7 separate regions of the Homo sapiens genome follow, and all the other regions are linked to region 5. Evidence: chromatin loops called from intact Hi-C (ENCODE). Cell type or tissue: A673. All regions are shown on one strand. Links, peaks and the distances in the headings refer to the core of each region. The heading gives the core; the rest is flanking DNA.

Evidence for each region. A loop is a pair of places that touch in the nucleus more often than their neighbours do. Peaks named below come from ENCODE experiments on the same cell type or tissue, not always from the same donor. Only the 100,000 strongest peaks of a DNase experiment are listed, where the experiment ranks them.
Region 1: it touches region 5 in a loop (4-fold over the local background); 22 of 110 quality-filtered maps call a loop at or near these places.
Region 2: a loop joins it to region 5, with 4 times the contacts of the local background. A loop is called at or near these places in 7 of 110 quality-filtered maps.
Region 3: it touches region 5 in a loop (8-fold over the local background); 16 of 110 quality-filtered maps call a loop at or near these places.
Region 4: a loop joins it to region 5, with 4 times the contacts of the local background. A loop is called at or near these places in 22 of 110 quality-filtered maps.
Region 6: a loop joins it to region 5, with 9 times the contacts of the local background. A loop is called at or near these places in 30 of 110 quality-filtered maps.
Region 7: a loop joins it to region 5, with 5 times the contacts of the local background. A loop is called at or near these places in 62 of 110 quality-filtered maps.

The regions. Positions count from the first base shown.
Region 1 is chr18:43,561,616-43,566,324 of GRCh38, forward strand. No RefSeq gene overlaps it. Among named protein-coding and RNA genes, the nearest start is that of SYT4, 290 kb to the left of the region's middle. In A673, for the core only: a CTCF peak has its summit at 2,401; a DNase peak (open chromatin) is centred at 2,366.
Region 2 is chr18:42,593,975-42,598,683 of GRCh38, forward strand. All of the region lies in intron 7 of LINC00907 (long intergenic non-protein coding RNA 907), which reads left to right. Among named protein-coding and RNA genes, the nearest start is that of LINC00907, 410 kb to the left of the region's middle. In A673, for the core only: a CTCF peak has its summit at 2,405 (motif pointing right); a DNase peak (open chromatin) is centred at 2,467.
Region 3 is chr18:43,394,256-43,398,964 of GRCh38, forward strand. No RefSeq gene overlaps it. Among named protein-coding and RNA genes, the nearest start is that of SYT4, 120 kb to the left of the region's middle. In A673, for the core only: a CTCF peak has its summit at 2,226 (motif pointing left); no DNase peak of the experiment used is centred there.
Region 4 is chr18:43,593,720-43,598,428 of GRCh38, forward strand. No RefSeq gene overlaps it. Among named protein-coding and RNA genes, the nearest start is that of SYT4, 320 kb to the left of the region's middle. In A673, for the core only: a CTCF peak has its summit at 2,582 (motif pointing left); DNase peaks (open chromatin) are centred at 1,052 and 2,582; H3K27ac peaks cover 4,000 bases.
Region 5 is chr18:42,112,409-42,117,117 of GRCh38, forward strand. No RefSeq gene overlaps it. Among named protein-coding and RNA genes, the nearest start is that of LINC00907, 72 kb to the right of the region's middle. RefSeq lists an enhancer at 1,417-1,556. In A673, for the core only: a CTCF peak has its summit at 2,103 (motif pointing right); DNase peaks (open chromatin) are centred at 1,723 and 2,113; H3K27ac peaks cover 2,380 bases.
Region 6 is chr18:42,272,281-42,276,989 of GRCh38, forward strand. All of the region lies in intron 3 of LINC00907 (long intergenic non-protein coding RNA 907), which reads left to right. Among named protein-coding and RNA genes, the nearest start is that of LINC00907, 88 kb to the left of the region's middle. In A673, for the core only: a CTCF peak has its summit at 2,364 (motif pointing left); DNase peaks (open chromatin) are centred at 2,381, 3,051, 3,861, 4,001 and 1 weaker place; H3K27ac peaks cover 3,037 bases.
Region 7 is chr18:43,274,628-43,279,336 of GRCh38, forward strand. It overlaps SYT4 (synaptotagmin 4), which reads right to left and starts at 2,863. Exons shown (of 4, transcript NM_020783.4): 1 at 2,621-2,863. The coding sequence starts at 2,654. In A673, for the core only: no CTCF peak of the experiment used is centred there; a DNase peak (open chromatin) is centred at 2,694; H3K27me3 peaks cover 553 bases.

The DNA.
Region 1 (4,709 bases), core at 444-4,443, 1.4 Mb after region 5:
GGAAAAGTGGGTAAGATGGAGGGAAGCAAGGAAGAAAGGAGAAGAAAGAGAAAAAGAAAAGATAGGAAAGGATATTGAATGGCTTTAGAATACCTACATTCAGGAAACTTGGAAGTTGTAATGAAAAGTGTTTGAAAAACACTTTAAAACATAGCTCCTTGGCATTTATTTATATTTTGACGTGAATACTAAATCATGCTTCACAACTTATGGAAGAGATCTCTAGAAAACTCAGAGATCCCTTCACCTCTCTTCCCTTCACCTAAAATTATCTTCCAATTGGCTGACATGGAATATATTATGAATCTAGTCTATCGAATTGTATCCATAGTCTACCATTAGTGTCTTTTAAAGTTCTTGGACCAAATTAACTTGGACCATAAAAGTAAAGGAAAATTTTCCAAACCTAACATACTAGGGGAACAAATTGTCCTACTAAACAGGTATTTGGGATGCACCTAAATTATTTTAAATTTAAGTTTATATAAAATTAGATGCAACACATAATTATTTACCTTCTTGCATTGTAGGCAGTAGGCATAATGTAACATTATCCCTGAATCATTATTTATCTTCACTTGTAATATAGCAATGCTTTCAGAAGCTCCTGAAATATATAAGCTATACCTCCCTAAGGGAAAGAGCCATATACAAATTTTTTAAATTCTGTTTGACTGTGTATTTAACATTTTCTCTCTTCTTCCCTATTGGCAGGTATATTTTTGTAGTATCATTAGTAAATTTTGAACTATTCAATGAGGCATGCTTATTGATGCATGCTTTAGGATGTCTACTTTTTGTTCACTCATAAATGATTCAGACTTTTCTTCTTTCCCAGGCTTATTTGCATTCTGTGTGTTCAAAATTACTGGATAACTGAGCTCCAATTAGCTTAAAAAGTCTAGAAGTTAAATAATGGAAGGTTGGATCATGATTTCATGGCAGATCAGGTGAATTTTGTCATTATTACCAATAAGACAAACTTTCACTTCTTTGTCATTCTGTGCCTGACAAGTTGATCACTTCTTTTTTTGCTATATTCTTAATTATCCGTTGCCTTTCTCTTTCACAAAAATGTTAAATAGCTTTTTATGCCAGCCAACTCTTGATTAAAAGTCATTAAGATATGTTTAATGAATAACACAATGTCTGAGCTTAATTAAGTTTTAAAAAACACCTGTTTCCAAACTTACATAGGACAAAGTATTTTGTCAGTAGGAGAGAATGCCTCTGTGTACTTGGAAACAGATGGCTTGGTGGCATAACTTAATTCTGAATTTAATGTTAAGTTTTGATTAATTAAAGGCGTTTTGTTTGGATAATAAATTATTCCTCTCAAATTATAGGTTAAGGTTTGAAACAGCTTGCTGATCATTTGTCTTTTCAAAGTACAGAGTTGTTAAGATCCAAATTAACTGCCATATGCTGGATTTCTTTGTTTTGAAAGTGTTAAAAATGTATTTCAGTAGATAAATGGCCTGGTCAAGGACTCTGGGGGGAGTTAGTCAATGTTATTTGAGGATGTTCGTGCTCTGTCATCTATCTCAGAAGAAAGAATGATCCTGTTACAATAGGGTGACAACCAGGGACATACTAATAAAGCGGTGTAGGTTCTATAAGGAATCTTTTCTCTGGTTATCTGTAGGGTGAACAATAGTCACTAGAACAATGGTAAATCAAGCACCAAGTTCTTGAAAGGGTGGTAAATAATCAATTCCATCTGCTCCTTAGGATGAACTGGGTTACTACTGTCACAATTTAGCATCATTTTCTGCTCTGCATATTCACACCTGGATCAGATTGTTTCCCATTTCCACTGATAGCTTGACACCATTGAAGCAATAGTGTGGCACTTGCTACGAATAGCACCAGACTCAGAGAATGGCAGAAGGATTAGGAGTTAGTATATTCTCCTAAGTCAGTCTGTATATATAGGCTTCCCATTCATTTCTAGGAAATGGAGAGAGAAAAATTACAGCACGCCAAAGAGAACTTATTCAAGAAGACCTGTCCATGAAACACAATTCAAGATGGGTAACACAGAACAAAGAGCCTCAAATAGCATTAACGACATTTGTTGAGCTGCAAAAGGAAGTAAAAGGTCAAGAAAGGTGTGAGTTTAAAGTATTATGTTCCTTTTTTTCCAGTCATTTTAGCCCATGGAAACTTTTCACACTTTACTTTTGTGAAGAATAGCATTTGTGATTCACATGACCTCATGCGCTGATCTTGTTTGGTCACAATGAAAGTGTCCCTGACCTATAGCCGGTTTCTTTAGGAACAAAGTTTTCAGAAACACTAATCTTCTTCTCTGGTCAAATCTTCCACGAGCCAACAGACTGCCAGGAAATGTCTGCTGCCAGCCACCAAATACTGAAAACAGGGCTTCTAGTGCCATCACATGGCCCAAATAGGAATTAAACAATTGTTAGTGTCTATTCAGCACTCACTCTTTGTCATTATTTTAAGCACATATAACCCCCACAACAACCATATGAACTCTGCATCATTATTATGCCATAATACAGATTTGGAAGCAAATGCACAGACAGGTTAAGTATCTTTATTATACTGATTTGATGGAAATATCAGATGTGTGGAAGTTGGGGGATGATACGGTAGAGATAGGCATATTGACAACAGGAAAAGTCACAGCTGACAGTCTGATATAATGGAAGGGCATGTAAAAACCAAGAATAATCCTCTATTTCCATTGTCCCTGTTCTTCCCAGGTTCCTTTTCCTTTCTTCACACTGAAGAGTGTTTGAGAGGTGCCTGAGGGCTTGGAGATCAGTAATAAGAGGTGAACAGAGGAGATATTCCAAGACACAGTGACAATGTGCTTACCAGTGGCCAAGGATGTGGGTAGGTTAGGAGATGCCACATGGAAGCATTCTGGCTGTGTGCTCACTAGCACCCAAGGATACAGCATTTGAGGGTAGAGGAAGCTACACAAAGCACTTTGGCAGTTTAGGTTACAAGATGCTAAAGGGGATGGGTGCAGAGGTAGCAGATGAAAAGGGAGCACAGTTGTAAGACTGATAATATTGAACAAATAAGTGTATAAAAAATACACTATGGATAGTGAAAGCCAAGTTTCTAACTGGAGAAAGTAATTCAAAATACTGAAAGGGTAGAAAGAAATATGTCCATTGATTTGTCAGAATATAATTAGAGTTATGGTTATTAACCTATATGAGACATATACATATATATGCATGTATATATGTGTGTGTGTGTATATATATATACACACACTTATGTACGTGAAAATTTCTGAATATACATACTTATATGTATGCATACATATATGTTCATATATTACATTCCTTGATCTTCCAGAAAACCTAGAAATAATGAAAGTGAAGGCATCTCACTAGAAATGAACATACCCAGCACCCAGATGTTGATATCTAAATATCACCAGGGGTCTTTAAATAAATATTTTTGAAATGCTACATTCAAGGGCTCTAAGAAAAAAATAAGATGGGCCTACAACATATTGTGGTAAATCCTAAAAGAACATTGGCAACATGTCAAGAGGCCACAAGAGCCAGCTTGAAGGGACTCCTTCTGGACAAACATGGTACAATTAGAACATCAAAGTAAATAATGATAGTGATGGATTGCACCACACTGAGTAAAATAGAAATCCATGAGTTCACACTGATATAAATGAATGTATGAATAAATGTATAGTTGATGGTGAGAGTGGAAAGCTCTTCCTTGTGGTAGAATGCCCATAATAAATGTAGGGGGAAAAAGAAATTGAACATCAGAGTTTAGCACTCATCATGTTGCTAGTTGTTTCATGTAATAGTCAATAATTGAGGCTAAAGCTAATAAGCAAAGGTTTAATGAAGAACAGGGCATTGGCATACTCTGGAAAAATATTTATTGATTACCAAAAATATTGTGAATTTACAGTGAGGCAGACATTATGGGACCAGGCATTTATGGTTAACATCATTAGTGGTGGGATGGACAGATATTGTCTGTCCCTGATATGATGCTATAAAGAAGACCTCAAAATTATTTTTTAAAATCATTTAAAGTGTTATGCGTCTGATTATGAGGTGACACTGGACAGATGCAATTAGGGATCATCCTACAAAATATAAGATGTATAGATTTTAAATCTATCCAGGATATTAAATACAGAGAAAGACTAATAAACATGTAGTTTGGAGAAGACTGAATTGACACAGCAATTAAGTTAATGGGTATTCCTAGATGACATTCTGGACCAGAAAGAAAGTGTCATATCAGCATTGATTTTCTGATTTGGAAGTGTTTATAGTAGTTAGATAGGAGACATTATTTGGTTGAAATAAGCACTGAAGCATTTAGGGGTGTTGGAGATATCCTATCTGCAGCTTGCTTTTAAACAGTTGAAAACAAAAGATTGATGATGACATACATATGTGTTTGTGTGTGGAGAGAGATATAAGGAGGCTATAGAGCAAATGAAGTAGAAAAGAATTTTAACAGTGGGGTTATCTGAGTGGATAGAAAAGGTGTCCTTGCACTGCCCAATGCTCCCCTCTTATCTGCAGCTTTCCCTTCATGGTTTCAGTTACCTGAGGTCAACCATGGTTTGAAAATATTAAATGGAAAATCCCAGAAATAAACAACTTGTAAGTTTTAAATTGTATGCCATTCTGAGTATCCTGATGAAATCTCAACCATCCCACTGTGTCCATTTATTA
Region 2 (4,709 bases), core at 421-4,420, 480 kb after region 5:
ATAATTTTCTCTCAGGGTATTTTATATTTCTCTGGGATCAGCTATAATGCCACCTGTGTCATTTTTTATTCCACTTATATGTATCTTCCCTTTTGTTCTTTGTGAATCTAATTAGTGGTCAGTTAATCTTGTTCATTTTTTCAAAAAACCAACATTTAGGCTGTTGATTTTTTTGTATGGAATATTGGGTCTCAATCTTGCCTATTTATGCTCTAATTTTATTTATTTTCTTCTGCTAGCTTTGGGCTTAGTTTGTTCTTGTTTTTCTAGTTTCTCTAGGTGTGATGTTAGATCATTAATTAGAGATCTTTCTAACTTTTGTGGTAGGTGTTGAATGCTATGAGCCTTCCTCTTAACACTGCTTTTGCTGCATCCCAGAGATTTTGGTATGTTCTGTCTCTGTCTTCATTCATTTCAGTTTTTTTTTCCTTTTGCCTTAATTTCACTGTTTACCTAAAAGTCCTTCAGGAGCAAGTCATTTAATTTCCATGTAATTGTGTGGTTTTGAGGGATCTTCTTGGTATTTATTTCTGTTTTTATTCCACTGTGGTCTGAAAGTGTGATTGCTATGGTTCTGATATTTTGGAATTTATTGAGGCTTGCCCTATGACCAAGCATGTGGTCAATCTTGGAGTATGTTCTGTGTGCAGATGAGAAAAATGTATATTCTGTGGTTGATGGATGGAGAATTCTGTAGATGTCCATTAAGTCCTATTGGTCAAGTGTCAAATTTAAGTTTAAAATATTTTTATTAGTTTTCTGCCGTGATGATCTGTCTAATGCTGACAGTGGAATGAAGCCCTCCACTATTATTGTGTGGCTAAGTATTTTCATAACTCTGGAAGGTCCAGTTTTGTGAATCTGGGTACTCTTATTTTGGGTGCATATATCTTTATGGTATTTAAGTCTTACTGTTGAATTGATTCCTTTATCAGCATGTAATGCCCTTCTTTGTCTCTTTTTACTGTTGTTGGTTTAAAGTCTATTTAATCTGAAATAAAAATAGTGATGCCTTCTTTTTTTGTTTGTTTGTTTTGTTTTCTGTTTATGTTGTAAATCCTTCTCCATCCCTTTATCTTGAACCTATAGGTGTCATGTGTGAGATGGGTCTCTTGAAGACTATAGACAGATGGGTCTTGTTTTTTTCATTCAACTTGCCACTCTGTACCTTTTAAGGGGGGCACTTAGACTATTTACATTCAAAGTTGATATATGAGGCTTTGATTCAATTGTGAAGTTGTTGGCTGGTTGCTTTGTAGTTTCTGTTATATGGTTCCCTTATAGGGTCTTTGGGCCATGCACTTAAGTGTGCTTTTGTGGTAACAGGTATTGTTCTTTAGTTTATATATTTAAAACTCTCTTAAGGATCTCTTTAATGCTAGTCTAGTGGTAATGAATTTTCCCTTAGTGCTTGATTGTCTGGAAAATATTTTATTTCTCATTCACTTATGAAGCTTAGTTTGGCAGGATATGAAATTATTGATTAGAATTCCTTTTCTTTAAGAATGTTGAAAATAATCCCTCAATTTCTCCTGGCTATTAAGATTTCTGCTGTGAAGTCCACTGTCAACCTAATGAGGCTTTGTACATGATCTGACCTTTTTCTCTAGCTGCCTTTAAGATTTTCTCTTTAGTGTTGACCTTGAAGAGTCTGGTGACAATATGCCTTGGTTCTCTTTGTTTTGAGTAGTATCTCACAGGTGTTCTCTGAATTTCTTGTATCTATACGTCCACCTCTCTAGCATGTTCAGGGAAATTTTCTTGAATTATTCTCTCAAATATGTTTTCCAGGTTGTTTACTTTTTCTCCCTCTTTCTCAGGAATGCCAATAATTGATAGGTTTGGTTACTTTACATAATCCCATATTTCTTGACTTATAAACAAAGTATTTCAATTGTATTTTGAAATTCCTTAAGTGAGTTTTTCAACTCTGGAAGCTCTGATTGATTTCTTTATAAGATTTTATCTCTTCCTGCATTTTCTGCGTTGCTTTAGCATTTTCCTTGTGTTGATTTTCAACCTTGTTTTTGAGCTTGTTGAGCTTCCTTGAAATCCGTGCTTTGAATTCTTTATCTGTCATTCCTGAGTTTCCATTTTGGTTAGGAACTGTTGCTGGAGAGCTAGTGCAATCCTTTGGTGATGGTATCTCATTCATATTTTTCATGGTGCCGGAATTCTCGTGCCGAATCTTTGTCATCTGGATACACTTGCACTTTTAATTTTTGTAATCATTTTTCTCCAGGTAGAATTTTTTTCTTTCTTTCCCATTATTTTCTTTTCCCTTTGCCCCCCTTTTTAGGGGGTGTAATTGTAGAGCATACTGGGTAGGATCTTTTGGGTTAGCTTCCATAAACCCATGCATTTCTTTTGGCAGGTTTTATATAGGGTTATGCAGTTCAACCTACAAGCCAGTAGATGGCACTTATGGGTAAGAGCCGGCTGGCTGCGCCAAAGTGGCTGGGTACATATTTGATCCATGTTTATTGGGAGAAGCTCTTTGTTGCCTGAGGCAATGAGCTGTGTGTCCCCCCTGCCCCCCCGGAGTCTCGCTCTGTCGCGCAAGCTGGAGTGCAGCAGCACCATCTCTCGGCTCCCTGCAACCTCCGCCTCCCTGGTTCAAGCGATTCTCCTGCCTCAGCCTCCCGAGTAGCTGGGATTAGAGGCATGCGCCACCACGCCTAGCTAATTTTTGTATTTTCAGTAGAGACGGGGTTTCACCATATTGGGCAGGCTGGTCTCAAACTCCTGACCTCGTGATCTGCCCGCCTCGGCCTCCCAAAGTGCTGGGATTACAGGCGTGAGCCATCGCGCCCGGCCAATGAGCTGATCTTAGAGTGCACGGTGATTTGAGCTCCCTGCTCAGCCCCGGGAGGAGATGGAGACCAAGATGGATGGAGCCAGACCTGGCAGTTCTGCCTACAGGTCCACCAATGGCAGGAAAAAGCACCAGCGCCAAGAGAAAATCCAGTGGGTAGGCACCAAGCACCCTGAGTGTGCCTAGGTGTGGAGCCAGGAAACCCTCTCAACCACAAGTTTTCTGCACAGGGATGGGAGATGGCCTAAACTCCTAATCCAGGTGAGAAGGTGCTCCAGATGCCTGGAGATCTGCCTGCGCATGCAGAAGAGAGGCCCCCACTGCACTGTGATCTACGTCCATGAAGGGTGGGGCAGCTCAGGCTGTTGGTCCAGGCAAGCAGGTGCTCTAAACACCTGCACTTCCACCCGGAGGTGGAGCAGAGAGGGTCCTGCTGCACTACAACCTCAGGGGAGCAGGCTGGGGCAAACAGCAATGGCACACTCAGATGGATTATAGGTTGCCAAGGTGGCCCTGGTTGCAAGTCTCACTGTCCAAGAGAAACTGTAGCTGCAGCAGATCTCCTCCTGGGTAGCGCGCAATTACAGCAACTACTGTTGAAGTGCTTTCCACAGTTCTGGCTGTGGAGGCCCTTATCTTCGCTCCAGAGCAGGTGTTCCAATCTTTTGCATGATACTAAAATGCCTGAATGGCCCTGCTGAAAGGTTGCCAAAGGATGGCTGACTTTGTATATGCCCAGATTAAAAATGATGTCCTGCTTTTGGTACTGGGTCTGCAAAAATGTCAGCAGCTTTTCCAGTGTCTTTCCATCAGAGCATTTCTAAGCCTCTCCTCAAGTTAGTTCCAGAGCTTGGGAGAAACAAAGTTCTCTCCCTTGGCCTGGGTTGCTCAGGTTCCCAGTGGAAAGGCGAATCACAGAGGGAGGCTCTCTGCTTCTCTCACGTACAGGAGCTTCACTGTTTTATCAGCAAGACGGCATCACAGGGGCTGTTTGCCAGCATTCTCCTCCCTGGGATCATGAGGTGTCCTTCTTGATTGCAGTACATTCCCATTTTCCTTCTTGAAGTAAAGCTCACAGAGTATAGCCACTTGTTATTTCCAAATGGCTGAGGCATGCTAAAAGTCTCTAATCTGCCAATTTGGAAAAAAAAGAAAAAGAAAAAGAAAAACCTAATTGCTTTTCTTTATCTATTAGCATTATTATGAATTTTTTTTATTTAGCCTGTTGTGATGGATTTATCTGGGATAAATGCCACTTGTTTTGGTTTCATTCTATACATTGTTGAATTTTATTTGCTAATATTTTGTTGAGCATTTTCTGTATCTATTGTTTATTAGAGATGCTGGTCTATAGTTCTCTGTTATTGTAATGTCTTTGTCTGGTTTTGATATTTGGGTGATACTGGCCTCATGGAATGAGTTAAAAAAGTATTTTGTCTCCTTCTATCTTCTGAAAGAGATGGCAGAGAATTAGTATAATTTCTTCCTTAAGTGTTTGGTAGAATTTACAAGGGAACCCATCTGGGCCTCGTGTTTTCTTTAGTAGATATAGACATATTCAGATAGTTTTTGACTCCTGTGTAAGTTTTAGCAGATTGTGACTTTTAAGGAATTGATCCATTTCATCTAGATTTTTAAATTTGTGAACATAGATTTGCTCACAGTGTTTCTCAATACTACGGTCTGAATATTTGTGTCTCCTCCAAATTCATATGTTAAGATCAAAATGTGCTAGGCAGTGGTATTAGGAGGTGAAGGCTTTGTGAAGTGATTAGGTTATGATGAGAGAACTCCCATTAATGGGATTATTGCTATCATAAAAAAAGATCTAAGGGAGCTCATTCACCCATTCCAGTATATCAGGAAGTTGGGCCACCCTTACTAGACATCAAAT
Region 3 (4,709 bases), core at 280-4,279, 1.3 Mb after region 5:
TTGTACAGCGGCCTTTTAGCTAAAGTTTGGTGATGAGGAAAGGGAAATACAGAACAGTGAAAAAAAAAAAAAGCAGGACTTCATACTAAATATTAGCTAACAGGCTGCCAAATAAAACAAATGCCAATAAATATATATATATATATATATATATATATATAACAAAAATACAGCTAAAAATTCCACAGCCGAGTCAACTTTAATTGTGCCAAGGGAGGAAATACACATCAACGATTAAATTCACTAAGTACTTCCATGAGGGGAAAGCTCAAACATCTTAAAGAACTGAAAAGGAGTTCACAGGCATTATGATAATTGGGAACTGAAACTAGTATAATGGAGAGGACAGAATGAGTTCATTGGTCTGTATACAGTTGGTTAAAAGAATTTCTTTGATCCTTGCTCAGGAAAATCTTGTTAGTTCCAGTAAGAGTCTGGTGTCTTAGGGTCAAAATTTATGACCCAATGTAAACTTCAGCAGATTATAATTGGTTGGGATGAAATCCATAAGAAACTTTTGATATCTCAGGTAAAAGCTTCTGTAAGAGAAACATTTTCCTTTTGAAGTGTTCATACTGTCTTGACACAGAGTTTGTGGTTTTTTAACTGACATTTTTTTCCTAAGTTTCTACTATCGCCATGTAATGAAAAACTAGAAATACCATTTGACCCAGCCGTCCCATTACTGGCTATATACCCAAAGGATTATAAATCATGCTGCTATAAAGACACATGCACATGTATGTTTACTGCAGTACTATTCACAATAGCAAAGACTTGGAACCAACCCAAATGTCCATCAGTGATAGACTGGATTAAGAAAAGGTGGCACATATGCACTATTGAATACTATGCAGCCATAAAAAAGGATGAGTTCATGTCCTTTGTAGGGACATGGATGAAGCTGGAAATCATCATTCTGAGCAAACTATCGCAAGGACAGAAAACCAAACACCGCATGTTCTCACTCATAGGTGGGAATTGAACAATGAGAACACTTGGACACAGGAAGGGGAACATCACACACTGGGGCCTGTTGTGGGGTGGGGGGAGGGGGGAAGGATAGCATTAGGAGATATACCTAATGTAAATGAGGAGTTAATGTGTGCAGCACACCAACATGGCACATGTATACATATGTAACAAACCTGTATGTTGTGCACATGTACCCTAGAACTTAAAGTATAACAAAAAATAAATTAATTAAATTAAATTAAAAAAAGAAAATAAAAACTAGTCCCCTTCTTTGCAAGAGGTTTCTCCCAACTTCCTTCTTATTTGAGGTCTGGGCTCCTGAAACTCTGTCTCCTAGATTGCCCATGGAAAACTAAAATTATATTAATTTATTATATATTTCTTGATCATTGTTTTTCCCCTGCCAAGAAAGTATAATTTATTATATATTTCTAATCTTTATATTTTCTTCCTGATAAACTAGTTCCAGACTTCACCTTTTATTAGCAAGAAAATTATTTTTCCTTAAGAAAAAGGTTTATAGGTTTGAAATAAATTTTATTTTTTCTCCCAACCCCTTTCTTTAGGAAAATTACCAGCAAAGAAATTTGTCTTATTAGCTTTTAAAACTACAAATATTTTCATCCTGCCTTATATATTCACAATTGTGGAAATTATTTTTGGTACAGAATACCAAACAAGAAAGGAAAGGAGGTGTTGAGAAAATGGTGGAAGAAGTGAGAAGTAAGGAGAAAAATTCAGCAGAGGGAAGAATAGAAGTAAGTAGAAGAGGGCAAGATAACAAATTTAATGCATCCTCCAGCTCTAAGCTTATAGATACGATACCTATCCTGTCCATTAAATATTAAATTACTAAAGAAAATGTTTATTCAACTACAATCAACTTCTTTAAAAAATACGAGTAGGATTTTTATGGTACAATTTCAGGTATACATGGTCCACAAGGAGAGAATATATTTGCATTCTCTAGTACCTTCCTTTTTTGCCTAAAATAAAATATTAGACGAGGAAGAAGACATAGACAGTTGAGTTGCTACAATTTTGTTGTGGCTATTAGCTCTCTATTACATTATCCAATTGGTTTAAAACAATCCAAAGATTGTTTGTGCAGTTAAGAAATTCTAATGTCTCTTAGACATGAAAAAGAGAAAGTTGTTTTTCAAAAATGATTTTGTCTTAGAATTTCCTTGGGCATTTGCAGACATTCTCTCCTAAACAAGTTTTCAGACTGCTGCTGCCACCTAGAGAACTAATTTGATATTTCTCTACAGCCAATAAAGAAAACAACAACCAGACATTGTTTTTGTTATTGCAATGTGCTGTGTGTTGGAGAGAAAAGTAATAATCTATTGTGTCACCCCTTGCAAGGTTCATGGTTGAGACCTCTATAACAAAAGACGGATTAATAATAAAAAATCATGTAAACTTATTTTACATAACACAGGAGGGTTTGGAAATGAAGACCTAAAGAAACAGGGGAATATGTGCATTTTTATGGAAAGTCTTGTAACAGAAGGATTGAAGGACAAAAGAGTGTAATCTAATGGTATTAAACTGATGGGAACTTATCAAAGCCTGTTTGTTCAGATACTTCTCTGTGTTTCTGTGTCTTCAGAGATAAAAATGTTCCCTTTTTCCTGGTATAGGGAGGGCACATGTGGCTTGAGAATCTTATGACATACTTCAAGGGAAGGTCAGCTAGGTTTTATCCCACCCTTTGGGAAAGAAGTGAGAGGAGGTCAGAGAGACCTTCCTGCTTTTGCTGTTTTCTCAAATGCCGAGGTGCCATATTTTGAGGCAGGTGTCCTAAACCTGGTCACATGCATTCTTATCATTTCACATTAAGTATTAACCTCCTCATATTTTTATTGTAACATTGTGTCCTAAAGTTAAATCATTTATATCTTAATGTGTCTTAGTGTTAAATCACTTATTTGTTACCTGGGTCCTTTATATGATGTAGAGAATTGAAACCTGGCTTTCTGGGTAAATTGCTGCATAGAATTTCTACAAATGAAAAGTAGTCTTACTCATTCCATCTAACAGTAAAAGTAGCCCATTCAAATAAATAATAAATATTAATAGTTATTTGCATGATAATATTTTCAGAATAATGTAATTCAAATGCGTTAGTATTTTCCAGTGTTTATATCTTCTTGGACTCACTTTACTGGTACTCATGTGTCTTGCAAAGGAGGTATTTAATAGACTTCATATGTAACCCAAAGCAAAATATTATTTGCATTAAAGATATTCAAAATCAAATCTTATAGGCAATGATATCTATCTAAATTTGTCAGTCACAGTAAATAATAGTGAATTTATTTTTGAATTGTTAGTGAAGTTAGCTACTAATATGGAATATCTTCTTGAGCTCCATTTCTGTAGTTTAAAAAAAGGTGATATCTTTTTGTTAATAAGCATCCTCTTATTGAGAGACTTCTGTTATTCACAGAATTCTATGCCAATCAACAGCTGGATTAGTCAGGGTTCTCTAGAGGGACAGAGCTAATAGGATATATATATATATATGTGTGTGTGTGTATATATGTGTGTGTGTGTGTGTGTGTGTGTGTGTATATAAAGTTAATAAGCTCCCATATATATATATATATATATCTCCATATCTCCTGAGATCATACACAATCTTCAAATAAAGACAATAATAAGTTCATTATATATATATACACATATATATATACATATATATATACACATATATATATACATATATATATACACATATATATATACATATATATATACACATATATATACATATATATATACATATATATGTATGTATATATATATATATATATATATATAGGAGTATATTAAGTATTAACTCATGCTATCACAATGTCCCACAATAGGCTATCTGCAAGCTGAGGAGCAAGGAGAGCCAGTCGGAGTCCCAAAACTGAAGAACTTGGAGTCCAGTGTTCAGTGGCGGGAAGCATCCAGCACAATGGAAAGGTGTAGGCTGGGAGGTTAGGCCAGTCTAGTCTTTTCACATTTTTCTGCCTGCTTTATTTTTAGCTGCACAGGCAGCTGATTAGATGGTGCCCACCCAGATTAACGGTGGGTTTGCCTTTCCCAGCCCACTGACTCAAATGTTAATCTCCTTTGGCAACACCCTCACAGACACACCCCAGGGTCAATACAGTGCATCCTTCAATCCAATCAAATTGACACTCAGTGTTAACCATCACAAGCCCACCCCTTGTCAACTTGAACCTATAGAACATCTCCTGAGATCATACATAATCTTCAAATAAAGACAATAATAAGTTCATAATTACACCTAACATAATACAACTATCCTTCATACAACCAGCAATGCACCAATACTGAACTGAAATATTATAACAAAATGTTAACAATACTTAAGTGTTATTACAAAGTCAATAAATTTTATGTCACATGATAAAAGAAAAAGGAAATGAGATGAAGATATGTTCTTAGTACAAGTGTATACATGCACAAACATGTTTTTAACAAAAGAAGGAGGAAATATGCATGACAATTATAGTCCTGGTTTCTGTAGCTGGTCACATGGTCATAGTTGGTATTGATGACTACCTTCTTCTACTACGCATTCTGTATTCTCTTTGCCTTCAGCAAGCACTTCAGCAAGTCTTGGTTTTTTCCTGGTAAAGTGACATAAACCTTCATTCCTGAAGAGTTTAGGCCATTTGTAGTCCTGCCTGGATTTGGTTGTTGTAGTTTCC
Region 4 (4,709 bases), core at 413-4,412, 1.5 Mb after region 5:
CACAAATGCAATTACTTGCCTAAGAACATATAGCTAAATTTTGATTTAAAGAATTTCCAGGTCTTATTCGGTGCTTGAATTAAATGTCTTCCTCTTACTTTTCTCCCAAGTGTATGCCAATTCAATTCTGTCAAGTTGTTCAGATATATAAGCGGAACAATTTTTTTAAAAACCTATTAATGTTGGAGATCATGGGAGAGGGGTCATTTTTTATCTGCCTTCAATACAAATAATGCCATACCTTTGTCTAACAACTTTTAAGTAAGGAGATTAGACTCTTTGGCCTTATGGTCTCTTCTAACATTAAGAAAATGTAGAATATCTGTCTAACATTCTGTAATTTTTAAAGTACTTTCTCAATAGTTTCATATTTAACCAGCAAGCATCCTGTAGAAGGAGGATGACCACTATTAACATTTCTGTGCTACCAACAAAGAAACAGCAGCCCCCTAATGTCAAGGACCTTTTTAAAAGTCACTGAGGACCTGACCGGAGAGCTTACATAAGAACATGACCTCCTGGCTGCTGCTCTAGAAAGAACTATTCTACTGTGCTATGCCACTTTACTTCCATTTTCCTTCCTCTTTTTCTAAATGATTTTCAAAAAGTCTTTTCAACATTACTTGCTTTTTCCATCCTATCTTTACTCTCAAGACAGCAGCTGATGGTTGAGTTCTGGAAAGAGTGTCCATTTCCAGTGCTCATAACTTGTGATAGTTTCTTACTTAGTACCAGATCAAATATGTAATTTCTATCTCAGCTTTAAGGAGTTCTATAGAATAGTCCAGATTATCTTTCCAAGTATATTTTATAATATCTTCTATATTAGTTCACAGGGCTGCCACAACAAAATGCCACAGAATGGGTGGCTTAAGTAACATAAGTTGATTTTCTCACAGTTCTGGAGTTTGAGGGTTCAAGATGAAGGTGTCAGCAGGTTAGATTTGTCGTGAGGCCTTTTTTCTTGGCTTGCAGATAGGTGCCTCCTTACTCTGTCCTCACGGGGTCTCCTTTCTGTGCACATGCATAGCGGATGTCTCTTTGTGTGTTCAAATTTCGTCCTTATAAGGACATCAGTCAGATTGGATTAGAGCCCAACCTATGGACCTCATTTTAGCTTAATCACGGCTTTAAAGGCCCTGTCTTTAAATACAGTCACAAGCTGTGCTGAGGTACTGGAGATTAGGAATTCTACATGAATTTGCTAAGGTTGAGGGTGGCAAGAAACACAAAATTTAGCCCATAACTGCCTCTGATCATACCTTACATTTTAGCTAGAAATGCAGAATTCCCATTCTGTAAATAAAACCTACATTTTTCCACCACCTTATCGTTGAACTGAATATCTTTGAGATGAGAGATAGTGATTATGTATGTCTAGCCAGCTTATTAATAGAGGTCAAAACTGGCACCCAGGAAAATTAGCTGACATGCCCAAGGACACAGAGCTGGTCAGTTAGCAGCATGGTTAGAATCAGATAAAGCCTTAGGAATATGGTAGGGGCTTTGCACCGACGGTAATTTTCCTCTCATCTATTCCTTCTGGTTGAAGTGAGGTTCCTACTCATTTTTTTCTGATTGGTACTTTATCTATTAAAAGATTCTTTGTTTTGTTTTGTTTTGTTTTGAGACAGAGTCTCGCTTTGTTGCCCAGGCTGGAGTGCAGTGGCGTGATCTCGGCTCACTGCAAGCTCCGCCTCCCGGGCTCACGCCATTCTCCTGCCTCAGCCTCCCAACTAGCCGGGACTACAGGAGCCCACCTCCACGCCCAGCTAATTTTTTGTATCTTTAGTAGAGACGGGGTTTCACCGTGTTAGCCAGGATGGTCTCGATCTCCTGACCTCGTGATCCACCCGCCTCGGCCTCCCAAAGTGTTGGGATTACAGGCGTGAGCCACCGCGCCCGGCCAAAGATTCTTTACCTGGTACCTCTTAGATGAAGACCTCCGTGATTCCCCCAGCCAGCACATAGCCTTCTCTCCCCAGAAACTTTAAGGCTTCTTATTATAGTATTTCCCATGTTATAGTTATCTATGTACTTTTTTCAACATCTCCAACTGATGTAAGTTTCTTAAGCAGTGAATGAATGAAAGAATAAGTTATTGATTTTCTATGGTAGTGTCTAATATCTTGGTTTGCACATGTATATACCAGATGTTTAATAAATATACATTGCTTAGATTCCTTTTTAAACATCAACCCTCCTGTTATAAAATTGCCCCTCCTTTTGAAAAATGCAGTACTAGGGAAAGGCAAAGACACCTTAGAGATATTTCCTATGGTCCTCAAGTCAGAGGCTCTGAGAGCTTCTTTTTGTTACAATACTTATCATTTTGACTTTTAATTAATGGGTTACATATTTGTCTCTCCCCTCAGGAGTCTGTGAGAAACTTCAGGAGAGCAACTATGTCTTATTTATTCTTATCGTTAGTATTTATATTGGCACATAGTAGGTGCTCTGAAATTGCTGATTGAGTAAATGAGTGAATGAACAGGCCCTCCTAATAGGAGTCCAGGAATCAGGTGCACAGTTTTAAGTTGGAACTGCTTTGTATTTAAAGACATCAAATAGGTATAGATTGCCATCTAGTGGAAAATGTACACCAATGCTATCTGAATATGGAACTCCTTTCCTAGGACATGGCAGTGAATTTGTACTAGGCTGCATATACCCTTACAAATGTCTTACAACTAAATAGAGAATATAATAAAATTTTCATCGTCCAATGCTTACCTCAGCAATATACAAGTTATAAAGTTTTTATCACATAATATTTTAAAACCTATTTCTTTGATGAAAAACTATAGTGAAAAATTCTCTGGAGTTGATGAAATCAGGATGCACTCTCCAAGTTGCTCAAACATGCAACTGTATAGCCACCCTTTCAAATAGTGTTCTTTTGTTAATTTCATCTCCCTGCTCTTTCTTTCATGTCAGTTATTCTAGTTAATTTTCTACTAGTGGACACGGACAGCTCAGCTGTAGGCAGATTTTTCCTAGTCAAGCATAGTATCTCTCATTATTATTACATTTTATACATTTCAGAAATATTATAGACATCAATAACTTTTTAGTGAAATGAGTAGACACTAGATTCTGTATCTGTATAATCTTTGCACTGTGTGTGTCACTGAAATTGAAAATATTAAAAACTTAGAAGCTGTGGACCCAGAAAATCTGAGACAGATCTGAGTTAATTTAGAAAGTTTATTTTGCCAAGATTAAGGATGTGTGCCCATGACACAGCCTCAGCAAGTCCTGACAACATGTGCCCAGGGTGGTCAGGGAACAGCTTGGTTGTATACATTTTAGGGAGATATGGGACATCACTCAATACATGTAAGAAGTATATTGTTTCAATCTGGAAAGGCGGGACATCTTGAAGCAAGGGCAGGAAGACTCCAAGTGGGGAGGGAGCCTCCAGGTCACAGATAGGTAAGACACAAAGGGTTGCATTCTTTTGACTTTCTGATTAGCCTTTCCAAAAAAGGCAATCATATATTCACCTATCTCAGTGAGCAGAGGATAACCTTGAATAGAATAAGAGGCAGGTTTGCCTTAAGCAGTTTCCAGCTTGAGTTTTCCTTAGTGATCTTGGGGGCCCAATATATTTTTCTTTCACAAAGCCCAATTGCCAATAGCTTTATGTTTTAATGATCCTTTTTCTGGTCATTATTTCATTTTTTAAATAAAAAAATGGAAAATCATATTAAGAGATATTTATTTAATGCTATTCTATTGAAATAGTATACTTAATTTACATAGAAGTTTAACACATGGCTTCAGATTATAAGAAGCTTTAAATCTATTGACGATGCTCATGTTTTTATTCAAAAATCTATGATAGGAATATTTCCAGTTCTACTCATAATAGAGTTTTAGCTAATGAACTTACCCCAAAACCACTAAAAAAAAAATCAAACAGTACAAAATATATGAAGCAACTATTTCAGGCATTAGATAATAGGTATCACAACGTTGAGATCCTTGAGAGAAAAAAAAACACATGAGGTGAGTGTTAAATCCACACTGGCTTTCTGCCTGGGGGCACCTTCCATACTGCTGCAACAATAAAAACTTTAAAATAAAGCACAGGAAGTCAAAACACTGAAAAAATTGAGCAGAGCATTGGTGAGTTTTTGGAAACTTCAAGCTCATTAATATATAGGTAATTAGAGTTTTGCAAAGAAAAGCAAAAACACTTAAAAATAATGGTACAAATTATCAAATTTGATGAAAATTCAAAGTCCACATATCTAGAAAGCTCAATGAATTCCAAATACAGAAAACTTGAAGAAAACTACACAAAGTTACATTATAATGCAATTGTGCAAAGCCACTAATAAAGCAAAAAAAATATGAAATGCAGCATAAGAAAAAAATGTATTACATACAGAAGAACCAAGATATGGGTTGAGGCAGATTTTTTTTAATAGAAAACAATGCAAACAAGAAGACAGTGAAACAATATATATATAAAGTACTTTTAAAGCTTACTGAATATGGCCTGAGAAGGACTCCATGCTTCTATATTTGAGTCCTTGTGGATGAACTGTAACCTAGCTTAACAGGCAGAAAAAATTGAAAACCTATGTTAGTAGTGTGTACCTGTAAAAGGTCTTGGCCAATCCCAGCAGCCATACTTCAACACTGCTGAGTGTTCAAACTATGTTCAAATAATGCATATGCCGAGCTGTAACCAATCCAGC
Region 5 (4,709 bases), core at 292-4,291:
TGATCTCTGTGACCCACACCCTATTCGTACACTCCCTCCCCTTTGAAAATTGCTAATAAAAACTTGCTGATTTTACAGCTCAGGGGGCATTATGGAACCTGCCAACATGTGATGTCTCCCCAGGACACCCAGCTTTAAAATTTCTCTCTTTTGTACTCTTTCCCTTTATTTCTCAAACCGGCTGACACTTAGGGAAAGAGAAAAGAACCTACATTGAAATATTGGGGGCTGAATTTTCCCCGATAACAAATAAACCTGCCTTTGGCTCTGGAGGGAGTGATCTTCTAAGGCTGTTAGCTATACAAACATATTTAGGAAGACAGTCAAGAACAAAGGGAGTTGGGCCTCTGTTTCTAAGATATGCAGAAACAAGAAAGAGCCATAGAGAATTGTCTCACTGCAAATGACATACACATTCTTTGTTGATGAAATAATATCCGCTAAAAGCCTACTGTATATTAAGTGCTGTTTGTTTTACAACGGCTCAGTGACAAAAGTCAATACATTGCTGTATTAGTCCATTGTCATACTGCTATGAAGAAATACCCAAGACTGGGCAATTTATAAAGAAAAAGATATTTAATGGGCTCACAGTTCCACGTGGCTGGGGAGGCCTCACAATCATGGCAGAAGGCGAAGGAGAAGCAAAGGCATGCCTTATATGGTGGCAGGCAAGAGCACGTGTGCAGGGGAGCTGCCCTTTATAAAACCATTGGATTTCATAAGACTTATTCACTATCACGAGAACAGCATGGGAGAAACCCGCTGCCATTATTCAGTTACCTCCCACCGGGTTCCTCTGACGACATGTGGGGTTATGGGAGCTACAGTTCAAGATGAGATTTAGGTGGGGACACAGCCAAACCACATAGAATCAAGAGTTCTTTGGTAACATCCTCCAGAATTTCTCTCCTTTGAGAATACAGATGAACGTTTCTAGATTGAGCTCACTTTCTTTTACTGGTAAACTTGCCAGACTTAATGTTTTTAAGGTTTCTCCCTCCCCAACTTTTAAAAATATTTGCCATTGAGCACTTACTATGTGCTAGGCACACTGAAGCTTTTCATGACTTAGTGCCTGCCTATCTCTGTTTTACAGATAAAGAAACTTCTGCCCAAGTGTTAAGGCAGCTTAACCAGGGTTACATGGGTGTAGACTGTTGCCAATCTCAACTACGAAAAAAAGCAAAGTGTGTCTTTGATGCAATTTTGCCTTCTTGAAATATATTTACCTTCTTCAAATACTTGGAGGGGGAGGAATGAGTACAAATGGAATGGGGAAGTGAGAAGCAGAAACAGAAAAACTGAGAAAAAAAATTCTCTTCACATTTTTTAGTCACCATTTAAGCTGCTATATATACACAGTGTGCTTGGGGAAAGCTGTAAAATAATTAATAGTGCATGGGAGGAACATTTGTATTTCAATTGTCTACATTTAAGGAACGCTTTGCATATCTGTTCAAGGCTTCCAATCATGGCCTTTAACATGAATGAGGGAGGAGGAGACAAAGGAGGCCCAGAGGCTAGAGAAAGCCTCAGACAGGGCACATCAATCGCCATAGAATCCCAGACCTGACCTTGTTGCCAAGCCTCGAAGTCCAAGTCTGGTTATCTGTGTTTTTTCACTGAGAATGAAGTTCTGTTTGTGGCCTCTTCTGTGGTTTACCCATGATTGCATCAGAACGGTGCCCATAATTTTCCTTTATAATTGGCTTATGTGGGCCACATGCAATAAAGGTTATTGGACTCTAACCAGTCACTTCATAAACTTTCAGATGCACTAATTAGGTTTATATGTGCCACAATCCTAGAAGGAGAGAAAACCAATAACTTTCAGCCAAAACTTATCTGAATTCTCAGGGCCTAGAGAATTCTGCTTTGTTAGAGTAAAAATTAGCTTTCATCTTTCAAGTGCAGCTATGAACTAATAATAAAGACCCTGAGGGTTTTCAGTACTTCATATTTTTCACCCCTGTAGCTAAGAAAGTAGACAGAATAGGCACTATTATCTCCAATTTCATGCACGAGGCCGCTGATGGCAGTTTAAATGTCTTCCCAGAAGCCATTCAGCTAATTGTTGGTAAAACTGAAACCAGAAACAAAATCCTTCCACTAGATGGCGGTGCTCACTAAGCTAGAGGCTTGGGTGGTCCGGCCAACTGTCTAGGGCTTGTTTCTCAGCACAGAAGCCTGAAACGTTTTTTGTTTTTTTGTTTTTCCCCTGAAATAACTAAAAGAAGAAAGCTACATTATATGTTCTAAGATTTTCCATAACTTCTCTCCATTCCACTATAATTTAATGTGGTTAGTATCATAATGCGTATCTGAACAGGGTGTTTCTGGAATAAGCTGCTCTTTTTATAGAGGATGGTGTTTTGGAGGCAGTATTTATAAAGTAAATTTCTGAAGATTGGGTTGTATTTTATACTTTAATTTACATGATTAAAATGGATATGGGCATCAAGAAAAGAAATCCTACGTCTCATACAAAATATGGACTTACAGAAACAAAGATAAGGACTTAAAATAATACTGTTGAAAGAAAATCATACCATTTGGATACGGTCTAGATAACAAGAATCACTCAGAATAAATCCCAAGGAAAAATACTGTCTTGAAACTTCATTCCCCCTGATTTGCAGTTGTACGAGGAACAATGTAATAATATGTAAAATTCTAGTTTCTCTGTGTTCAGTTAATATGCTCATTCTATTCTAAATATTCTTTAAAAGCAACCCTGTTAAGTTTATAATATAAAAAATATCAGCCATGTGTTGGGTTTAATATATGTTACTGTGCTGCTACCTGTTTGTTGACAGTTTGCATATTAAGTATTTCTGTCCTGGTACTGTTGAGACTTGCTTTTCAAAATAACCTTGTGTTTTCTATTTAATAGACTTATTTTTTAGAGTAGTTTTAGGTTTACAAAAAAATTACACAGAAAGAGAGCTTTTTATCCTTCTCCCCCAAGTTTCCTCATTGTTAACATCTTACATTTGTGTTGTACATTTGTATTACTCAGTTCTCATGTTGCTAATAAAGACATACCCTAGACTGGGTAATTTATAAAGAAAAAGAGGTTTAATGGACTCACAGTTCCACATGGCTGCGGAGACCTCCTAATCATGGCAGAAGGCAAAAGAGAAGCAAAGACACATCTTACATGGTGGCGGCAAGAGAATGCATGCAGGGGAACTGACCTTTATAAAACCATCAGGTCTTGTGAGACTTATTCACTATCACAAGAACAGCACAGGAAAACCTGCCCCCAGGATTCAGTGACGTCCTGCTGGGTCTCCCCCACAACATGTGGGGATTATGGGAGCTGCAATTTGAGATGAGATTCAGTTGGGGCACAACCAAACTATATCAATATTTGTTAAAATTGATGAAGCAATATTGATGCACATTATTGTTAACTAAAGTTGATAGTTTAAGGTTTACTCTTTGTGTTATACAGTTCTATATTTTTGAAAATGTATAGTGTCATATATTCACCATTATAGCATCATACAGAATAGTTTCACTGTCCTAAATGTTCCCTGTGCTCCATCAATAGAACGCATTCCACCTTCTTGCAGCCCCCAGACCTTGGGAATCACTGGCCTTTTTACTGGCTCTATAGTTTTGCCTTTTCCTGAATGTTGTATTATTGGGATCACAGAGTAGTTATCCTCTTCAGACCGGCTTCTTTCACTCAGCAATATGTGTAAGATTCCTCCATGCCTTTCATGTCTGCTGGCTCTTATTTAAAAATTGCTGAATAATACTCCATTGCATGAATGTACCATAGTTTATCAATTCATTTGGTGAATTGCTATGAAGTTTGCTTCTAATTTTTCGCACCTATGAAGAAAGCTACTATAACTATTATATGGACACAAGTTTTCAACTCACTTTGATAAATATTTAGGAGCATGATTGCTGGATAGTGTAAGTAATAGGAAAGAGATATGCTGGGTAGGTAAGAGAATGTTTAGTTTTATAAGAAACTGCCAAACTGTCAAAGTGACTATGATTTTGCATTCCTAACAGCAATGAATGAGAGTTCCTGTTGTTCCATATCCTCACTAGCATTTGGTATTGACAGTGTTCTGGATTTTAGCCATTCTAATAGGTATGCAGAGGTATCTCGTTGTTGTTTTAATTTGTAATTCCCTAATGACATAAGATGTTGAATATGTTTGCAAATGCTCATTTGCCATCTGTATGTCTTCTTTGGTGAGGCGTCTGTACACATCTTCTGCCCATTTTTAAATTGGGTTATTTGTTTTCTTATTGTTGAGTTTTAAGAGTTCTTCGTATATTTGGAGTACATGTCCTTTAATAGATATATCTTTACAAATATTTTCTCCCAGTCTATGGCTTGTCTTTTAATTCTCTTTAAAGGACTTGTTTCTTAAGACCTATTTTAAAGCTAATGGGAACATTTGACTCATTTGACATAGAAAAAGATCTTTTCCTGTAACCTCTTCATTTGTAAGAAACCTCTGGATTTCAAGTCAGGCTCTGCTTCAAGATAAAGGAAGACAGTTTCCTCTCTCAGCGTCAATTTTCTTATGTGTAAATACAATAACTTGAGTTGGGTTATTTCTAAGATTGCTTGTAGCTTGAATATTGCATGATTCTATTTGATGACTACGGATTATGAGCAGACAAGGATTTTTTTTACAGCTCGTATTCTCTACAAGAACGTTATTACTGGGGAT
Region 6 (4,709 bases), core at 488-4,487, 160 kb after region 5:
AGGAGCTCTCTGACTATCTAGGGCAGGCCTCTTATAAATTTGTAATCAAGAGCTCAGAGAACTAATGAGGGCAGGTTGGCTTGGAAATTGTTTTGGCGACATTTGACCAGTGAAATGCTCCTGGAAAATATATGTCTGCTGCTCAGCTGCAGAGCCGTAAGGGTAAAAATTCTACTTTGTGTGTCATTTTACTTGCTTTTTTTCTTTTTTTGAAATGCCATAGCTGGTATTTGCAGAATGCAACAGGAATTTTAGTTCCACAAAGTGGTGGTGGAGAAACAATGTAATTCAAAGATTTAAACTGGGGTCTTTTGTTTGTTTGTTTTTTGTAAGCCTTCTGTAGCTCATTGTAGAATATTTTTCTATCAGGAATAATTTGAAACTTTGCAAGTGTGATGGATATTGTGGTGGACCTCCCAGAGTTCCCTTCAGGACCAAGACACTCATTTCTATAAAGAGCTAGTGGGAATGATAACTCTTGCTAGCTCACAGATAGGTCTCTTTCTCGAAATTGCCCTCTGCTGAAGGGAACTGACTTGCCAAATATTACATCCCCCTCTACGTCAGTTTGCATTCAATGACGGGTCGAGACTAGGTTGAAAGGCTCCTTTTCTCACTTCAGGATTTTTCTGTTGGGTCATTCCAACACCAAGCTCCCTATAGGGTGAGCTGGAGCCTCTGTTGCAAGTGTATCATGGTGCAACTGCTTTCTCTCCCCAGCTTTTTTTTCTCTCACTCCTTCATGGATGTTGTTTTTAAGAGCACTTGTCAATCAACTTCCATAATGCAAATCTCAAAGTAGAATCTGTTTCCCAGGAACCCAGCCTGCAACCAGGAGGTAAGGTTGAGAGAGGTGGCCATGATTGAAGAAAAGTGAGCAGGGGTTGACCACAAATAGGATTTCAGGGATGAGAAAGGAGAATATTGAGGATGTAGCAGAGCTTCCAAAGCTGGAGACCTTGGGGGATGAGAGGAACCCTACTTTTGTTTGCCTTTTGAGGCTTATAGCTCAAGCAGGTTGCAGGGAAAAAACAGCCCCATATCACCTTTCCCAGGGGAGAAATATCAGGGAACACCTGACATTTAAGAGGTAGACTGTGCCTATAATATAAAATAGGGAAGAGAATGAGGTCACGGTTGATAATAAGGGAAGAAGCAGAATACACATAACGAATCTTATATATCAAATCTTTTGATAATATTTCTGAACAGTGGAGAAATTTGGAAAGATAGAATGTATGATTAGGGTGGGATCACTTAAAAATATATACAGCATCTACCAGGACATATACATGACAAGAAAAGATATGACATGCTCCGAAGTCACCAGAACCAGCTCTGATGGTTAATACTGAGTGTCCACTTGATTGGAATGAAGGATACAAAGTATTGATCCTGGGTGTGTCTGTGAGGGTGTTGCTCATGGGGATTAACATTTAAGTCAGTGGGATGGGAAAGGCAGACCCACACTTAACCTGGGTGGACACCATCGAATCAGCTGCCAGCACAGCAAGAATATAAGCAGACAGAAAAATGTGAAAGGAGAAACTGGTCTAGCCTCCCAGTCTAGATCTTTCTGCCATGCTGGATGCTTCCTGCCCCCGAACATTGGACTCCAAGTTCTTCAGTTTTGGAGCTCGGACTGGCTGTCCTTGCTCCTAAGCTTGCAGATGGCCTATTGTGGAACCTTATGATTATGTGAATTAGTACTTAATAAACTCCCCCTTGTATACATATATATATATATATATTCCGTTAGTTCTGTCCCTCTAGAGGACCCTGACTAATACACCAGCAATAAAACTAACAGGTTGACTGCATGCATTTTTGTATGTATTCTGGCAGTGATCACCAGCTAGTGCAGGCAATGGCAGCTCTCATGAACCAGGAGCCAGCCTTCTTTAAGACCAAAGGGACATTTTTCATGTCTTTTGTATACATTAAAGAAGTGGCAATTTGTATTAGGACCCTTCTCCCCAAGGAATTCCTGGAAATTCCACATTTGTTACTTTTTCCCTCTAAATATGATAGGTCTTGATTTTATTTCTTCTATCTGCCTGAGCTCAGCATAATGTAGCTATTTTATTTTCATTTCTCTTTCTCCCTGTAATATTAAAAAGATCATAATTACAAGATGTCAACAAAAAACTCAGCAGCAGGAAAAATCTCAGGAGTATAGAACAACAATCTATTGAAATGCCTTCTCCCAAAACAAGTAGCCAACAAAAATAGTGGCTATCATTTATTTAATAGTTGGAAAGTAATTTTCTTTATAACAAAGTGTTGGACTTTCATTTGTAAAGGGATAGGGAGTACATATGTTTATCCAGGCTAGGTCTCACAGATGAACCAACTAGGGTGACCCCTGGTGGGTAAGTTGAAGACCTCTGAAGAGGTTGCTTGTCTGCCAAGTCAGAAATCAAGCAACCTCCATAAGTTAGAATAATAAGACCCAGACTTCTCTCCTTCTGATGTGTCTGATGGGGGCCCACAGTAGGATGAACTTGCTTTTGTCACTAAGTGGCTCCCTGGAATACTCTGGTAAGTAACTTTTTCACTGAGGCAGTCAGGAACAGCAAGATTTTAATGAGCAACTTGGCCAAGGCTTCTCAAACTGTAATGTACATATGAATCACCTGAGGGGCTTGTTAAAATGTAGGCTCTGATGAGGTCAGCCTAAGCCTGAGAGTCTGTAGTTCTAACAAGTTCCCGGGTAATACCAATGCTACTGGTCCACAAGAGATACTTTGCTAGGCCACAAGCAAAATAAGTGAGTAAGCAATAAAGGGCTGCTTGTTCTGTGACAGACATCTTAGAAATAATTGGCTCACTTTATCACATTTCAGTAGATTGGTTTATTAGATTACTCAGCTGTAATCTAAGGGCGATATGTAATTATAATCTAAGTATGTAACGTGTAATCTCAGGAAAATGTGTAATGTAAGGACAATGGTGGAGAGTGGGTAATTTGAAATTCCTTTCTGTGTCTTCCTGATTCACAGGAGATTTTCTGTAAGATGGGCACCCTGTGCAGGCCAGGCTGGGCACAGCAGGAGGCATGATCAATGAATGCATTCAGGTTTCTACACCCCTCTTTAGGGAAGAGGCAGAAAGACAAATGCAGCTTATTTTCTCCAGCTCAGTATCTCTTTGTGTAACATGCAGGAGGGAGAATGTGAAGGATAGAAAATATTAAGTGGGGCAGAATATGCTAAAGTAGGTCAAGGGAGAAAATGAAATAGAGTATTTTTTCTATTCTCAGAAAATGCTGTTAAAATTAGAACTGCCACAGATCACAAGATCAGTGTTGTAAACATTTTTTTTCCAGGCAAAAAAACTCTCAGCTACCAAAACTTCGATTATTAGGTAAGGATTTGAACAAAGATGTGTGTCATGTACTGTGCAAGATGTGTGTGGTGTTGGTTTGGGAGCAGAGGGTGCCTATGTCTTTGGCCAGGCCATGTCCTTGGTAAAATGTACATGTAGTCAAACTGTGTCCAGCAGCTGCACTTTCTCTAACTCCTCTCTTTCTTCACACTCTTTCACACATGTCTGTTTCTCTTTGTTTAAATTAATTCACACTAAGATGTTAATGACATTACATATTACCTTTCATAAGAGTGTTTATATTTATCTTACTTTCTAAAATTAGAAAGCAATTTACGTTTGCTGTGGTATTGTTAGTATTCTGAGGTAATACTTATTCCAAAGTACTAGATTAGATTAGATTTTATGGCATGTTGATTCTGCTGGTCTGAAAATCCTTTCTTCCTAGCACTATAAAATCATTACTTGTGCCCTTCCACATGAAGGGCTTTCTTGCCTACACACACACACACACACGTGCGCGCACACACACACACACACAAAGCCCCACCTTGTTTCTTAATGGATCATAAAAAAAGATTCTATAAAATTCTGGGCTGGCCCTTCCTTCCTTCCTTCCTTCCTTCCTTCCTTCCTTCCTTCCGTCCTTCCTTCCTCTCTCTCTTTCTCTCTTTTCCTTCCTTCCTCTCTCTCTCTTTCTCTCTCTCTCTCTCCTTTTCTTTCTCTGACAGCATCTTGCTCTGTCATCCAGAATGAAGTGCAGTGGCATCGTGATCATAGCTTACTGCAGCCTCCAACTTCTGGCCTCATATGATCTTCCCACCTCAGCCTCCCAACGTGCTAGGATTATAAGCATCAGCCACCACACCCAGCTCTGGAATCCATATTTTAAAAGGCAGTTTTATTATATCAGGTCTGACTCTGCCCATTTGCTTTCCTCTTATTGTCCTGTGGGTTCCTCCCACGCCTTTCAGGAAGCCTGACAGCCGGACAGGTGGGACATGTCTCATTAGACTCAGAGTTTGCATTTCAATGAGGAGAGGATATAGTAAAGTTCAGTATACAATACACCAACAACAATAATTCCTGCAAATGAGATGGTCAGGGAGCAGTATATCCACCATCAGGTTCTCTGTCTAATCTGTTTTTATGTTTAGTCTTTGTCTCATTTCCTTATAAATGAATACAGGTGATATCACCATGATTTTTTCATACTGAATCTGGAGACTGAAATCTCGAGTGGGTCTGACTGAACTTTAAATCTTCCTGATGAAGCTTGGGGAGGGATAGCAGGACTGGAAGATCAACTGGGGCTGAGGAACCCTGTTAGGCTTAGAAATTGAGAATATGTTGTTTGTGGGACCAGGTTCCAGGTTCCTAGA
Region 7 (4,709 bases), core at 276-4,275, 1.2 Mb after region 5:
TAATGAAATAAAAAGATGAAAATGGTCCTGAATCAGATATGGGGGAATGCTTAATGACTCTGACCTATCTTTGTTTTCTCAGATAACATGAGACAGCTACAATATGATGGATCAGTACTAACTTCATTATTTTTTATTGTCATTTTGAGGCTTTCCAGAGCATCACTTTTTACTGGAATTCTAAGTAGTTCTTTACTCAGAATTCAAGCAGCAAACATTTAGGGACTCAGTGGTTCACTCAATTGTAGGAAATTGATTGTGAAATGATATTTGCCATTGCCACAAACTCATTAATAATTTTCATCCCAATTATGGAACAGTGGTAAAAGAAATATACATATATTAGAGAAAGTAAAACAAAAACAGAAGAGCAACAAGGTACCGATATTTTGTAACTTATAACACTATCATCCCTTTGTATGACAATCCCAAATTTCTCAGTCAAACACTGAATTATACAAAGTATAAATTAATTAAACTTAAATAAGATAAAAACAGAACAATGGTTATAAGTGAATCAGCATTCTTTAACATGTAATGAGAACAGTGAGATTTAGAGTTCAATTTTATCTATAACTGTCTCTTCCTCTAGCACATGGCATGGCAAATGATAATCAAACTGAAATTGTCATTATTTTCTTGAATGATGGCACATTAAATTACTGACATTAGGTAATATCAATTATGCATAAGGCTTATCCTATTTTATATGTAAGCATCTTTCTTGAACAAATGGTTAGTAACACTATGGAAGTAAAAGCAGTATTACTACATCTATACATAGTGAATCCATAGAGTCAATGCTTAATATCATCAAAGTGAAAATAACTAATGTAATATTATATACATTTAGTTCCATTGCAATATGCTTTTATCCTGAATAGTAAATAATAAAGTTATAAGTTCCAGCCCAGAAAGGGTTAAAACTTTTCTAAATAACCACAAGAAATCCAGTCTTTTGTTACTTCCCTTCCCCATCCCCCCAAATCTTCTGCCAATCTACTTCACAATTATAAAACTGAACTCAGAGAATGTAAGGTTAAGAAAAGACAAATGAAATAGAAGATAAAAAGGCCAATAAAATCGCAATAAAAATCCTGTATTTTAATGTACAGAAACTGAATCATGTAAAGATGAAATAAACCTTTGACTTCTCCAGGTGGAAAAAAGAAACAGTGACTACTACAGTATAAAGCAAGAGCTAAAGATAATCAGCTAAACTTGGTATCAGCTTTTCAGTTTTTCCTTCTATTCAAGTCTTTGTGAAAAAAAAATGCACCCACATTCCTGGACCATAATAACCCAAGGCCAGGGAGCAAAAGCAAAGTCATGAACTGAGAGAGTTCTTTAGCCAATGTAAAAACAATAAAAACAGTAGAAAATCATTTTTTAAAAGTAGACTGATAGTCCATGCTAGAACATATTTTCACTGGCACAGTCTCTAAAAATTCCTCCATATTAGAAAATCATTCAGGTTTCAAATGAAGAATTGGGAATAAATGTCATACCAAAATAAACCCAATAACCCAAATGGAAGGCTGGGAAAGAAATTCATTTATGAACATAATATCACAAATTGTCCCTATTGAATAGTTATGTCAAATGGCAAACATTTTCTATAACGTGGAAACACTTATCTACTCCCTATGTATTCTCTACTGATAAGGTCTTACAATCTTGAAAGTCAAGATCATAGTTATTTTACTCAGCTTAATAACAATTATCACACATCTGTAGATATCACTCCTCTTCACAACCTTCTATGAAATTTCATGATTTAAAAAATACGTGTAAGTAAAATTCTGACCTTTTTCCTTTGGAATATACTGAGATCTAAAAATAGTACTTTTTTACTCTATGAAGTACGTCTAATTTTATGTACTGAAACCAAAAACTTGGTGTGAGAAAAGGAAAACTGAACGGGAAAATTGGAGCCCTAATTCAAGTTTCCAGCAGCTTTTAGCTAATTGTGCAACCTATAATACTTCCCTCATCTCTCTGGGCTTTGGTTAGCTCAGCAGTGAAATGAAATGGGCTGAGCCAGTTCATTTTGAAACTCTCTTTAACCCTGCTACCATATGATTCTGTCTTTCACTAGCAACATATTTCAAGGATACAAGAAAAACATAGCAGAGAAAAACACCCATATGGTACGCCCTGTAATAAAATATACATTGCCAAACCCCAATAGACAAGTTGCTTTTTTTAACCAAGATCAAACCCCAATGTAACCAGAGATATATTTATCTTCTCCTAATAAAATATAGATTTACCTACAAATAAGAATCACCTACAAAATAGATGAAACCAACATGGGAAAAACAGACCCCTTTTTCTTTACTCAGTACATGCTGCAATTTACAGAAGTACCTGAAAATTTAAGAACTTCCTGAAGGTAAATTCTCCCTAACAGAAGACAGTTTCAGGGAGAGAGATACCAAGGAAGGGAGAGAAGCTGCAGAAATAAGCCACAATTGCCTGACTGCCATTCTCATTTTCCTTTTAAATTAACTACCTAGGAAATCTGTATTCAACAACCGGGCAAAAAATAAATGAATAAACAGTCCACCCCAGAGTATTCAAGGAATAACCGCAGTCATAAGTTCAGTAACTTGCTTACCAAATTCTTCCCGGCTGGTGGTGATCGGAGCCATTTTTTACTGCGTGTTCTGTCCGAGGTGCTGAAGGGAAAACTGCCTGGCTGGATTCACTTGCCTGGATCTCAAGCGCCGGCTTTCGGAGCGCTGAAAACAACAGCGCAGAGCCCAGGGCACCAGCTCCTGGAACAGGGAGGAGGCAAAGAGGGAGGTCCACTCGCCCTCGCACAGTGATTTGCCACCTCGGTTCCTGTTTTGGCTCTTCTGAGAAGCTCGTCTCCGAGACTCCAGACGTGGCTGGAACCCGAATTGACGCAATCCTGACGCTACAGGGCTGAAATCAGCACCTGCCCCCCTCCCCTCCTCCCTTCAAGCTTTCCTTCTTGCTTCCTCCCTCCTCTCTTGAGGATTCAACACATGCTCATCAATTATTTTAACTGTTGGACCACTAGAGATTAGCTTTGCTGTTTTGTGGGGGCTCAGAGGCTCACCGAGATAAGCCCCGAAACTGATCCCTGTCAGTTCCTAATATAAAATCTCCTGATCACCTAGATGAATAAAAATATGTTTCTGAGTTTTCAGAATAACGTAACTTACAGAGGAGAAGTTTCTGCTTCAAATTACTCTTTTTAACATGCAAAAACATGTTTTCTTGCTTTTTAATTTTTTTCTTTGACATGTTATACCTATGATACTTATTACATTTAGAAAAGATTCACTACAAATTGATGCATTTGATATAAGATAGTTTTCCCAGTATAATCCTTTATGTTCTAATAAATTATTAGTCTAAATATTTTGCTGGAACAGTTGATCTTTCCTGGTCTCTCAGCTCTCTTCCCTTTAATATCTGACATTTGACCAGTTAAAGCACTTAGGAACAGATGGGGATAATTCCTTGGATATTCAGAGTCACTCTCAGTTATGACTTTTGCAAATAATAAGGCGCTTCTGAAATGACATTTATGGTTAAAAGGCCTGACTTCTAGTACGTTTGTACAAAATAGTTTCCAAAATCAGGCCAACATCTAAAGTAACATTGGTAACATTGGTTATTTCAAAGGAAAGCATTCCTTTTTCTAAACTGATGATATTCTCGGAGGTGAAAAACTGTGAAAAATATGGTGTCGGATTCTGATTCATTGGAATCTGAAGAGTGTGCCTTTCTAAAACAAATGCTTAGCAATTTTTCAAAGGAAAGAAGTCAAGCTGTAACTCCAACTGTCAATTATTGCTCTGCAAAGAATTTCTTTGCTCTGGAGTTAATAAGGAAATGGCATTCAGTGTGTGCTGGGATGTGGGAGAAGGGATACAGGGTGAGTCTCAGAAAGCTACTGTGCAAGTGACAGGTCCCTGCACATTGGCTAGCAGCAGCCCAGAGCATCAGGGCTCTGTCTGGGGAGAAATTGGCTTCAGTTCTTTGCATCATGGAAAATTTTATAAACCAGTCTTTTTTCTTTGCTATTCTATTTGCTCCCACATACTTGGCATTGGAGTGTTCCTCTAACAGATTTTTTTAAACTTTATATCTTCATGCTTTGAAAACACACAAACTAATTTGCTGTATTTAATTTTTCTGCTGGCAGAGTCTGTGGTTGTGTCTTTATCATTTCACTTTATTCAGATTACCTATTTCCTTAATTATGCATGCATGCACCCTGTAGGGTTGTCCCTAGAAACAAATATCCATTAGGTTAAAGAATAAGTGGCATTTATTTGTGATGCATATCATAGGTGGACCAAATACATGGTGTGATGTTTACTAAAGTATATATTTTCTAGCTAAGTTATTGCTAACATATGTTTAAGCTCATTTGTTGTAAACATAAATACCTTATGTGTTTGTTCTATAAATTAGTATCTCATTAATTTTACCTTCAGATGGTATAATGTTGTTATCTGTAAACTGTACAGATTGTTTAAACTCTATTTCTACGGAACCCACCCCATCCTTTGCTGTCTGACATCTGAGGAAACATCGTGATAAGATTACCTCTTGCCCAGAGCTAATGCTATTGTGGACTAAGTAACTATTTCATTGCTTGCTTTATAAGCAAACTGAAAAGAACTGTTATTAATTAAAATGCCTGAAGTTTCCCTCATTTTCATTTG